Regions from separate parts of the Mus musculus genome. Here region 1 is linked to region 2. A link is a loop called in an ENCODE intact Hi-C map of the cell type or tissue named here. Cell type or tissue: gastrocnemius. All regions are shown on one strand. Links, peaks and the distances in the headings refer to the core of each region. The heading gives the core; the rest is flanking DNA.

Evidence for each region. Hi-C counts contacts between places; a loop is a spot of excess contacts. Peaks named below come from ENCODE experiments on the same cell type or tissue, not always from the same donor. Only the 100,000 strongest peaks of a DNase experiment are listed, where the experiment ranks them.
Region 1: it touches region 2 in a loop (2.5-fold over the local background); 1 of 42 quality-filtered maps calls a loop at or near these places.

The regions. Positions count from the first base shown.
Region 1 is chr10:79,850,165-79,855,518 of GRCm38, forward strand. Ptbp1 (polypyrimidine tract binding protein 1) reads left to right here and starts at 4,268. Exons shown (of 14, transcript NM_001077363.2): 1 at 4,268-4,557. The coding sequence starts at 4,550. It overlaps E130317F20Rik (RIKEN cDNA E130317F20 gene), which reads right to left and starts at 4,807. Exons shown (of 1, transcript NR_029447.1): 1 at 1,213-4,807. In gastrocnemius, for the core only: no CTCF peak of the experiment used is centred there; DNase peaks (open chromatin) are centred at 3,386, 4,305 and 4,864; H3K4me3 peaks cover 3,432 bases; H3K27ac peaks cover 4,578 bases.
Region 2 is chr10:79,777,566-79,782,930 of GRCm38, forward strand. It overlaps Fstl3 (follistatin-like 3), which reads left to right. Exons shown (of 5, transcript NM_031380.2): 2 at 998-1,183; 3 at 2,400-2,615; 4 at 3,559-3,786; 5 at 3,867-5,065. The coding sequence ends at 3,910. Prss57 (protease, serine 57) reads right to left here. Exons shown (of 5, transcript NM_001042710.1): 5 at 3,909-5,365. Among named protein-coding and RNA genes, the nearest start is that of Fstl3, 3.0 kb to the left of the region's middle. In gastrocnemius, for the core only: a CTCF peak has its summit at 2,529 (motif pointing left); DNase peaks (open chromatin) are centred at 675, 2,608, 2,751 and 3,254; H3K4me3 peaks cover 2,544 bases; H3K27ac peaks cover 2,884 bases.

The DNA of each region.
Region 1 (5,354 bases), core at 355-5,354, 73 kb after region 2:
CACAGAGTCCTACGTGGTCTGGTCTTTTGTGATGAGGTTTCCCACTAAGGATGGTGTCCTCAAGGTCCCTCCATGCTGGAGTGTCAGAGTCTCACTCCTGCCTGTGACTGTGGAGGAACGGCTGAATTGTGTGTCCACCCTCTATCCAGAGTCACAGCCAGGCTGACTCTTTGAACACACATACCAGATACCTAGAGAACCACACTGCGGAGCCTGCCTGCCCCGTCCCCCCATGGCAACCACCACAGCTGCTTCAGATGCTGAATGCCAGGGATGGCCAAGATGCCAGGACATTTCTGGGTATCCCTGGTTAAGCCGACCAATTTCTCCTGCTTGGATAATGGCTGTGGCTCCAAAGCCTCCTCTGGGAGTGGCATCTTGGATCTTTCAGGGAGTGGCAGGGTTGGGTGGCCTTTCCTGCTGGCCTGGGGTTGGAGTGACAAATGGGCAGATCTGAATCAGGAGGTGGGGTGGGGTGGGGTGGGGGTGACACAAGGGTGGAGAGGTCTAAACATGGACAGATAGGAAAAGGACTTAGCTGTCAGTTGTTTCTATCTTGGTGGTCAACAGAGGTTTGCTGGGGGTGCAGAGTTGAAAGTTCTGAGTTCCCCTGAATCTTCAAGAACAATTTTTTTGTTCCCAGCATCTAGTTATTCCGTGTGTCTGTGGGCTCATGCACTGTGGCACACAGCAGTCATGTTCTACTGTGCGGGGCTCAGGGACGAAACTCACCTCACGGGACCTTCCTTGAACCCTGGGGTTAGAAGGGTAAAAGTGTGAAACTTCCCTTCAGTGGATCTCCTCAGCCCAGACTCCCTGACCCTGGACTAAACTGTCCAGTAGAGATTTGGGAAACGAGGAAGGGATCCTTATACAACACCATGCATATACAACTTTAAAAAAAGAGTTTTGTTGTTGTTGTTTTGAGTCTCTGTAGCCCTGGCTGGTCTGGATCTTCCCAGGTAGACCAGCCTGGTCTCAAACTCTCAGAAATCTGCCTACCTCTGCCTCCCAAGTCTGGGATTAAAGGTGTGCGCCATCACGCCTGGTGCATGCCTATAATCTCAGCACTTGGGAGGCAGAGGCAGGCAGATTTCTGAGTTCGAGGCCAGCCTGGTCTACAGAGTTCTAGGACAGCCAGGACTACACAGAGAAACCCTGTCTTGAAAACAAAGAAACAAACAAAAATTTATAATTCACACACAAGCAGGAGGGTGTGGTGGCCCAGGCTAGTCAGGTCATGTTTCTGAGAGGTTAAGACAGGAGGGTCTCAGCCTTTAAGGTTCCTTCCTAGATCCCCAGTAACCATGACAACAGGGGCTCAGCAGTTCTGAAGTCCTGGGCTCCATCCCCAGCAAGGCAAACAAACAAGAAATAACAACCTGTAGACGATTTCCTTTGGTGGAGACACTGGCCTTGTTTCCCTTTTATAGAGGAATAAACTGAGGCTTGTGTCTATCTTCCTTGTATTGTTCTGAGAGTTTCACTTGGCCCTGGCTCTGAGGGCCCCTCTTCCCTGCCTCCATCTCCTCCTACAGGGGAGTATCACTTTCCCTGGTAACAAGCAGGCTAGTGTGCCTCTCAGACAAAGGCCAGGTGAGCTGTCCCTCCTCACCTCAATCATTCATGAGCAGCAGCTGGCAAGGCTGAGGTGGGCGCTGGGCAGGCTGGAGACAAAGTCAGGCCAACCATGTGGAAGAGCTAAACAATGCAGTGTCTTCCCCAACAGGTGTTCTGCAGAGACAGGGAGGCAGTAAAAATGACTGCTCACTAAACCATGGTTCTCTCCCAAAAGCCAGCCCACTTGAGGACATTTGGGGTGCAGGCTTCCTAAGCCATTCGCAACCTTGAGATGGGTTACTGTGACCAGCGATGGTTGGGGCCCTGGGCGTGATCAGTGAGCAGCAAACACGGGTCTAGTTGGGCGGGGTGGGAGTGAGCTCCAGCCCTAGCACCACAAAGGTTCTTTGTAGATGCAGTTCAGGGTCCCGAAACTGAAATTATCCAGGCCGGATTTAGTAGGAGACAGTCTGAAGACAGAAGCACACACAGGGACTCTGTCACAAGTCCCGGACACTTGGAGCTCCAGAATCTGGGAGACAGAAAAGGCACTTCCTGTGCAAAGCCCGGCCTCAGACTTCTGGGCTCCAGATGCAAGGCTCACATCTGTGACGTTAGAGGCAGTCCATTGTGGGCGCTGCATCACAGCAGCAACACAGAACATTAATCGTTTTTAAAATATGCTCTGGCAGCTTTGAAAAAGGAAGCCAGGATCTCCTGTGTGCTGGGCCAGTGTCCTAATGCTGAGCCATACTCCCAGCCCCTAACTGAGGCATTCTAGGCTGGGGCTCCACCCCTGAGCTACACTCAACTCATTGGGGAATTCTAGGCTGGGGTTCCACCCCGGAGACACACCCCTAGGCCCTCTTTGGGGGGTTCAAAGCAGAGGTTCCCCCTCCCCCTGCCCTCTTTACTATGTTGACCAACCTGGTCTTGAACTCACTCTGGCTAGGCATAGAGGCACAGACCTGTCATTTCACCACAGGATTCGGAAACAGGACAATCACTGCTGGCCAGTCTGAGATATGAATTCCAGGACAATCTGGGTCACAAAGTTGAGAATTTGTCTCAAAAACAATTCTAGCTGGGCATGGTGGCACACACCTTTGATTCCAGCACTCAGGAAGCAGGGGCAGTGGATCTATGTGAGGCCAGCCTCAGGCTGGGTCTCTGCAGCGCAGGGGTTGGGATTCGGAATTAAATGTTCCCCACTGGGTAATGGAGGTCTGATTCGGATCAGGAAGCAGATAAGGAATTGAAGGTGAACAAGACCATTCAGTGGTTCCGGGAAGCAAGGCGTGGTGGGGCTGGCCATTAACTCAGGAGGCAGATCTCTGGGCCTTAGAGGCCAGCAGGAGTTCGGTATAGCCAGGGCTACACACAAACCGTTTTCATAAGAAAGGTTCTGGGAGGTCTCTGAAATGGCTTTCAACAAACTCTGCTAGTGTAGACCTGTGCTTCTTGGACATGAGCAGCCTCCAACTTCACTGGCAGCCACCCGTGCAGGTTAGCTTCTGAGGGTGGGGCTCCTGCTTGGCACCAGCCACCCAGAGAACAAAAACTGGCAGCCAACCTTATCCCTGATGGTCCAGCCAGGACCTGATGGGAGTCCCAGAGGGCTCAAATCCTATGCCTTGTTGTGTGTGTGTATGTGTTTTCTAAATCCGCGAGACGGTCCTGATTAGTGATTCTGGGCCTTCAAGCTAGCTGCTGTGCCGGCTGGCTGGGGCCTGAAAGACCTCACTCCCAGCGCGGCCTCCATGGAAATCGGCAGCCGCCCCTAATCCAGGCTGGAATCCTCTGGCACCAAGCCCGCGTTGGGGCTCCAAGGCTGTTGGGCCCCTGGCCAGATCTGCAAGGAAACCAGTATAGCCGCCAGCCCCTTTGCCCCGCCTCCCACGAGCCCTGTATTACAGAAAAGGGAGGCCAGTGCTCTGGGCTCACCTCCCGTGCAGGGCGGAGGAGAAACTTTTCCCCCTTGCCTGGCTTTTTTTTTTTTTTTAGCAGATAACCAGGCAGACAAGAATCCGGATAGTTTGTGCCTTTGGGAGTCCTACCAAAGGATCTGTTTTATAGCCTGCACTAGGCCTTGGAGAACCCGTCTTGCTTTGTGATACCCCAGGACTGGAAGGCAGAATCCTGGCTGCTGGGGTGAAGGTACAAGAGGGCGGAGTTTCGTCCCTCCAGTGGATTCTGCGGCTGCTGAGTTTGTAGCCTCGTTTCCCCAGCTTTAGGCAGAACCAGCCACACTGCGGCTCCTTTCCTCGGTTTCCCCATCCCTGCGACACAGATGGAGCTTGGCTGCTGTGGGTAGACAAAAGACGGAAAGAGATGATTCACAATCTAGTCGCGACTGCGTCTATGAAGCACGTGGCCTCCACCTCGTTGCGATCTAGTCCAGGAGAAACTCGGTTGAAAGGCCAAATTCTGGCCACGTGACCACAAGCAAGCTAGGGCAATACGGGGTTTTCTGCCCGCTTCTAAGATGGCGAAGCAGCTTGCTTTACTCTCACGTTGGAGGCTAACGGCTTCCAGTGCCTGCTTGCAATATGGAGGCAACCTCCAGAATGCACGCTTCTCTGCGTCTGACCCGCCACGTACCCACTCTCAAGATGGCGTCCCACGGGTCGAACAAAGGCTCGCTCATTGGCTCAGATGGTATCACGTGCGTCTACTCATTCACTCCCTCCCCCTCCCCCACCGGCCGTTTCCGTCTTCCGTCTTGACTGACGGCCGTCCCGCCCAACAGCTGTCTGCTGTCTGGATGCGTTTCGCCCTTGGAGTAACCTTTTGACCAATAGAAGGCCCTGGCGGGGGCAGGCGGGGTTGACCACGCCCACAGACCGCAGCGGGAACCAATGAGGATCGCGCGCGGGGGACGTGTGCGGGCGTCTCCGCCATCTTGTGAGTCTATAACTCGGAGCCGTTGGGTCGGTTTCTGCTATTCCTGCGCCTCCGCTCCGTTCCCCGCGGGTCTCTTCCGTGTGCCATGGACGGGTAAGTCCTGCCGCGCCCCTCGCACGCCGCTCCGCTCACCACTCCGTCCCAGCCATCGCTGCCGCGCGCGTGGACTTTTGGCCCCCGCCGATCCCTCTAACCGCTGCAATGGGCGCGTGCGTGTGGCCTCGTTCCGCGTGGCGCGCTCGGAATCCCGGGCGTCTGAGGCCCTTAAGGAAGCCGGTTGGCTTAGGGCGACCGCACCCAGCTTTCGGCTCCCCTTAAGCCCCTCGCCCAGCGCACTTCCGGTGCCCGCGCGGTTCATCCGGAGGAACCCAGCGCCCCCCTCCCGCCCTCCGCGTGCACGCGCGCTCCCTCCGGTGAGACGCGCTCACTCGGAGCGGCTCGGCCGCTGCGATCCTTCCCGCCTGCCGTGCTCCAATCCGGCCGGCTCGCCCTGTGCCCCGAGCAATGTCGCTTCGCACGCCGCATGCGACCCCGGGTGCGCGCGCGTAGTAGGGCGCGCGCCCTGGTGCGGGCACGCGCGCGGACCTGTGCCGAACGCGCCCGCCCTTCCCGCCTGGGGGGAGGTGTCCGGAGGAGGCCTCCAGGGCCCCCCATTGGAGGGGCGGGTGGGCCAGAGTGAGGTTCAGTTCGGTCTCCGGTGTGGGCGCCGGCCTGGCATCCGTATCTCCCACATGCTTCCCGGATGCCCCCTCCACTGGCAACTTTTTGTAGTTTTCGGTTTGTTTTGGAGACCGGATCTCATTGTAGGCTGGTCTGAAAGATCTGCTTGCGCTTGCCTCTGCTTGCGTAGTGATGGGACTAAAGGCCTGCGTCACCAGGCCCCGACTTTT
Region 2 (5,365 bases), core at 218-5,217:
CATGCTTTCCCATGAGTCCACAGAACAGCCGAAACTTGTGGGTACTTTTTCCTCCCCGTTTTCAGGATAGGTAAACTGAGGCCCAGGGTCATGAACCTTTTAAGTGACGTGGTAGGTGGCTCTGTAGGCCCTAGAGAGACATCTCTGGGTGGCTGGCCCTGCTAATGCCACTTAGGCAGAGGGTTTCAGGAGTCTCTGGATGAGATGCCTCAGGTAGAATGGTATACCTGCATCTGGCCAGGAGAGCTCCAGCCTCAGTCTCCCTTTTTGTAAAGCCTTTGCAGAGGTGCTGGGGCCCAGTTCATGGAAGGCGTTCGGCAGTGTCTCTTGAGCAAGAATGAGTTCTGATGGGGGCGGGGGGGGGGGGGGAGGTGTGCGGCTGTCTTCACTTAAGGGTGAAGAAAGCCAAAGGTTCTGTGTTCTAGCCCCTACCAGCCCTGCAAGGCTGCTGCCCTCCAAGGGAGCCAAGCCCCCTCCCCTAGGGCCGCGTCCCCCGTCCCTGTCCCAGGGGAGTGAGCTCACGCAGAGGGAATGTTCCCCAGTTGGAGTGAGTAAGAGGCGGGTCAGGCGAGGGGGGGCTGCAAGCCGGGGGCTCGGCTGTCCTGGGCACTGTCTAGACAGAGGGCAGAGGCGGGAAGCCAGTGCAGGCCCACAGACCCTCACATGCCGAGCGCCTGGCATTTGAAGGGGCTGGGCAGGGTGCCAGTTCTCAGGCCTGGAGGCCAGGCGGGAGTTGGTGGTGGAGCACTCGGGTGCGGCTCAGAGGAGAAGGGTTCCCTCCACAGAAGAGCTCGAGCCACAGCTGTGGCTTTCTGCCCTTTCTTCCTGTACAGGGCATTTAGGATAGCTATGGACATCTCTGAATTGGCTGGGGGAATTAGATCTGAGGTGTTGGGGGTTAGTTGGGAGTTTGTTCCACAAAGATCATGTATAGGGATAATTCTTAGGTAGAGATGGGGTCTGGAGCTTCCCCATTCCTCCTCCTCCTTCCAAATAGGTGGCGTGTGCTGGCTCCAGCAGGGCAGAGAGGCCACCTGCAGTCTGGTGCTGAAGACTCGTGTCAGCCGGGAGGAGTGCTGTGCTTCCGGCAACATCAACACCGCCTGGTCCAACTTCACCCACCCAGGCAATAAAATCAGCCTGCTAGGGTTCCTGGGCCTCGTCCACTGCCTCCCCTGCAAAGGTGAAGCCGTGGGGGGCTCCTGATGGCAGACAAGACCCAGAGTGAATGGGGAACTGGGGAGGGGACCCTGGGGCCCACGACTTGCGGAGGCTTTGAGAAGCCCCCTGGTTTCATCATGTAAAGCCCCTAACCTGCATCCTACCTCACCTGGTGGGGAGGAACTTAGCCTTAAATCCTGACCAGGCATTCAGGCTATGTCCGTCCGTACTGCTACCCTCATGGGACCCTGAGCACCACACATTTTACATAGCTAATATGCCTGGAGTATCTGCCTGTGCTTTATTCTGAGCACGCCCGCCACCCGCGTCCCTGCTGAGGTGAATGAATAACAGTCCAGGTGACAGAGGGCACCCCTGGCCTCTCTGTGCTTGGGGCTGAACCAGTAGAAAGTGATGGGAAGGATTTGGAGGAAGCAGGCATAAGATCTAGGGTCGGGGTGATGATTAGGAGTTTGTTGAGTGAAGCCCATATGGAAGAGTGCACTGGGTCTAGGGTTAGTCTCTAGAGGTAGGAGCAACATCAGGCAGCTCATCCAGGAGGAAGCTGGGCAGGGCTGCAGACCCTCAGGGATAGGAGGATAGGGAAGGAGCCTGCATTGGCCTCAGGGGTAGGATTAATCTCCCATCAGCCTGGCTGTGTGGTCCAGAGCCCATTGCCACACTCCCCTCCTCCTCTAGCTTCTGAGAAGAGGAGGGATTTCAAGAAAAGCCTTTCCGGGGCTTGAGGGCCTGACTGTCCTCCCAGCCTCCTCTGGTCCTCGGGACTGGGGATGGAAATTTGCCCCCTCCCTTTTCTTTCTTTGATTTCCTAAAGCTGGCTAGAGGGTCAGTTCCAGATGTATGGTGGGTGGGCCCTCTGGGGGGGGGTACCCAGGTGTAACCCTGAAATGTAGGTCTCTCCAGATCCTGGATAATCAAGAGTTCAAGGCCAGCCCTGGCTACAAAGCAAGTTTGAGTAGCCTAGGCTACTTGAGGCCAACTCAAAAAAACAGAGTATGTGGCTAGGTGTAAATGCCAACACAAGAATGTCTAGGCGAACCTCAGTTTCCCCACCTGAGACATAAAGATGTGCAGAGTGAACGAACCTCTCCCCCATGCCTCTTTGGGGAGGTCCTAGTAGAAACCAGTAATGGATGCATCCAGTAATTGTGCATCACGGTGCACCTGGACTCCAGTGACATGTGGGAACCGCACTCGTGTGTGCTCTGTGTCCTCAGATTCCTGCGACGGAGTGGAGTGCGGCCCCGGCAAGGCGTGCCGCATGCTGGGGGGCCGTCCACACTGCGAGTGCGTGCCCAACTGCGAGGGGCTTCCCGCGGGCTTCCAGGTCTGCGGCTCTGATGGCGCCACCTACCGGGACGAATGCGAACTGCGCACCGCGCGCTGTCGCGGACACCCAGACTTGCGCGTCATGTACCGCGGCCGCTGTCAAAGTAAGAGCTGTGACCGTGGAGGGGCGGGGACGCGGGGCGGGGCCAAGGAATCAGGCAGGACCTGGGGGTGGGGCTAGGGAGGGGAGGACAGGGAGGCACCTCAGGCCTGGGAAAGGCGAAGCCTGGGAAAAGATAGGGCTGGCTGAGGGGCGGAGTCTAGAGAGGGCGGGGCCTGGCAAACGGCAAGACCAAGGTAAGGCCGGCTGAGGGGCGGGGCCTAGGGGAAGGTGTGATTATGCAGGGGCGGAGCCTATCCGGTTGTTGCCCAAGTCCACACCTAGCGAGAAGAAGGGGCAGAGCCTCGCTGATTGCACTTTACGGAAATCACTGGTTGCTGATGCTAGGGGGGCGGGGCCTGAGGGAGGGGCAGAGCTATGCAAAACTGTGGGTCGGGTCAAGTGCGAACCAAAGAAGGCAGGCTGCAAAGATCGAGCTCCAGCCCCTGTGTAGCGCCAACTCTCGGGCGTGTCCAGGAGCAGGGCTGTGAGCTGCAGGGTGTGCCCTGCGGGCCAGCGTGCCCTTACAAGTGCTGACGCGCGGGGAAGGTGAGCAGCCACGGGAAGAGGCTTGTGATGGACTGGGGAGGGAGAAAATGTGGGTGTGGCCATGAAGGCAAGCTGATGGGTAGAGCTTGGTAGACTGGGGCAGGGATTGACAACTGGGTGAGGCTGTCATTCTGGGGGCGGGATTTCTCTGAGGGGCGGGGCTTAACAGTTGAAGGGGCTTGTGTTCTGGGGCGGGGCTTAACAGAGGAGTGGCGCTTGCAATCTAGTAGATCTTGACAGCAGGGTGGGGCTAGTGTCCCAGGGCAGGGCTCGAAGAGTGGCGGTGCGTTTTTGTCCTAGGAGTGGGATTTTCGGGTGGAGTCCTTGTCTGAGGGTAGGTGGACTCACAGGGAGGAGACACCATCCTGCACCTGACCCACCCTTTCTCGGGCTTTCAGAGTCTTGCGCTCAGGTAGTGTGCCCGCGTCCCCAGTCGTGCCTTGTGGATCAGACCGGCAGCGCACACTGCGTGGTGTGTCGCGCTGCGCCCTGCCCAGTACCTTCCAACCCCGGCCAAGAACTCTGTGGCAACAACAACGTTACCTACATCTCGTCGTGTCACCTGCGCCAGGCCACTTGCTTCCTGGGCCGCTCCATTGGGGTTCGGCACCCAGGCATCTGCACAGGTGAGAGATGTGAGTGGGTCTGGGCATCTGGTCCACCAAGGGGCAGTGCGCCATGCTTACTGTCGCCTCCATACTTGTAGGTGGCCCCAAAGTACCAGCAGAGGAGGAAGAGAACTTCGTGTGAGCTGCAGCCACTGGGCCTGGCATTTGACGCCATCCCGATTTTATTTATTGTTATAGAAAATATTCTAATTTATGTCACATGGACATTTCCCAAACCTGGCCTGGAACCACTTGGGGATCCCCCTGGGATCCTGAGCACGTATCACAAGGACTGAAGGGAGATTTTTATAATAGTTGGTATGTGCCATCACCCAGGTACTGGGATCAAAGTTAGAACCCAAGACCCCTGCTGCCCAGGGATGGCAGCTGCATGGAGATCCCCCTGCTATGATCTCCCCACCTGCTTTCTAGGCTGGAGCTGTCGCAGGGCACAGCCGATGAGTTGGTGTTTGCATATGGCTGGCCTCAGACCAGAGCGGGCAACATCAGGTCAGAGAAACACTGGGCTCATTCCTGTTTGGTCCACTCAGGGTGAAACCTGGTAGAAACATTGGACCCTGGCTGACTCACAGGCCCAGGACAGCCAGTGGACACTAGGATTCACTGTGCCCAGAGCACCCAGAGTCACTCTAGCACCCACTGCCCTGTACCCTGCACACCCACATTAGTTTTTACGCAGTTCCCCACCAGCCCCACTCGTCCCCAAGCCCAGCTGCAGGTGGTGACACCAGCCAGATGCTGTTTGGGGCCAGACTGAATTACTGCCTTCACTCTGACAGCTGCTGCTGCAACTTGCCCACACCCACAAGTGCCTTCAAGGAAGCCAAAAGGGGGAGCTGCAATGCATTTAGGTAGAGAGTGCTTTTCTAGTGTTCACCGAGCCCGGGCTCCATCCCCAGCACCGCATAAACAGACATGTTGGCTCAGGCCCCTCATCCCAGTACTTAGAAAGTAGAGGCAAGGGCATCAGGAGTTTAAGTTCATCCTTGGCCACATTATGAGTTCAAGGCCAGCCTGGGCTATATAAGATCTTATCTTTGAAAAAAGAAAAAAAAAAAACTTAAAAGGTGTCAGACCACAACAGAAGACTATGGGAAGGTGCCCAACCCTCCAGTTTGGGGGCAAGGAGTTCCCAGGGTCTTTCTCACCACCCTCCAGTTCTCAGCTGTGCCTTTCTTGTAATATCCCCAAAAGTGTCCTTAGCAGGGGAGCTATGGTAGCCTCCCCTACCCTGGAGTTCTGCCTCACCAAGGAAATAAAAGACAATAGAAACCACCGTGTATTTTCTGCCTCCTTCCTTTGAACCTGGGACTAGAATGGAGCGTGGAATGATCCACGAAAGCTTTCAGAGACACGTGGCACGTGTTCAAGAATCCCTGGGAAGCTTGGAGCTGAGTGGGTGGGAGGGAAAGGAAGTGCACCCTCTGGGGTCCCAGAGGTACAGGGGCGAGAGGGCCTTAAATGGCACCTTGTCTGGGGCTCCCGAGTGAAGGGTTCAACTCAAACCAGGAGGAATGATAGACGATAAGACAACTGTTATACTGAGGCTAGGATGGCAAGAGTGGAGTTATAACTG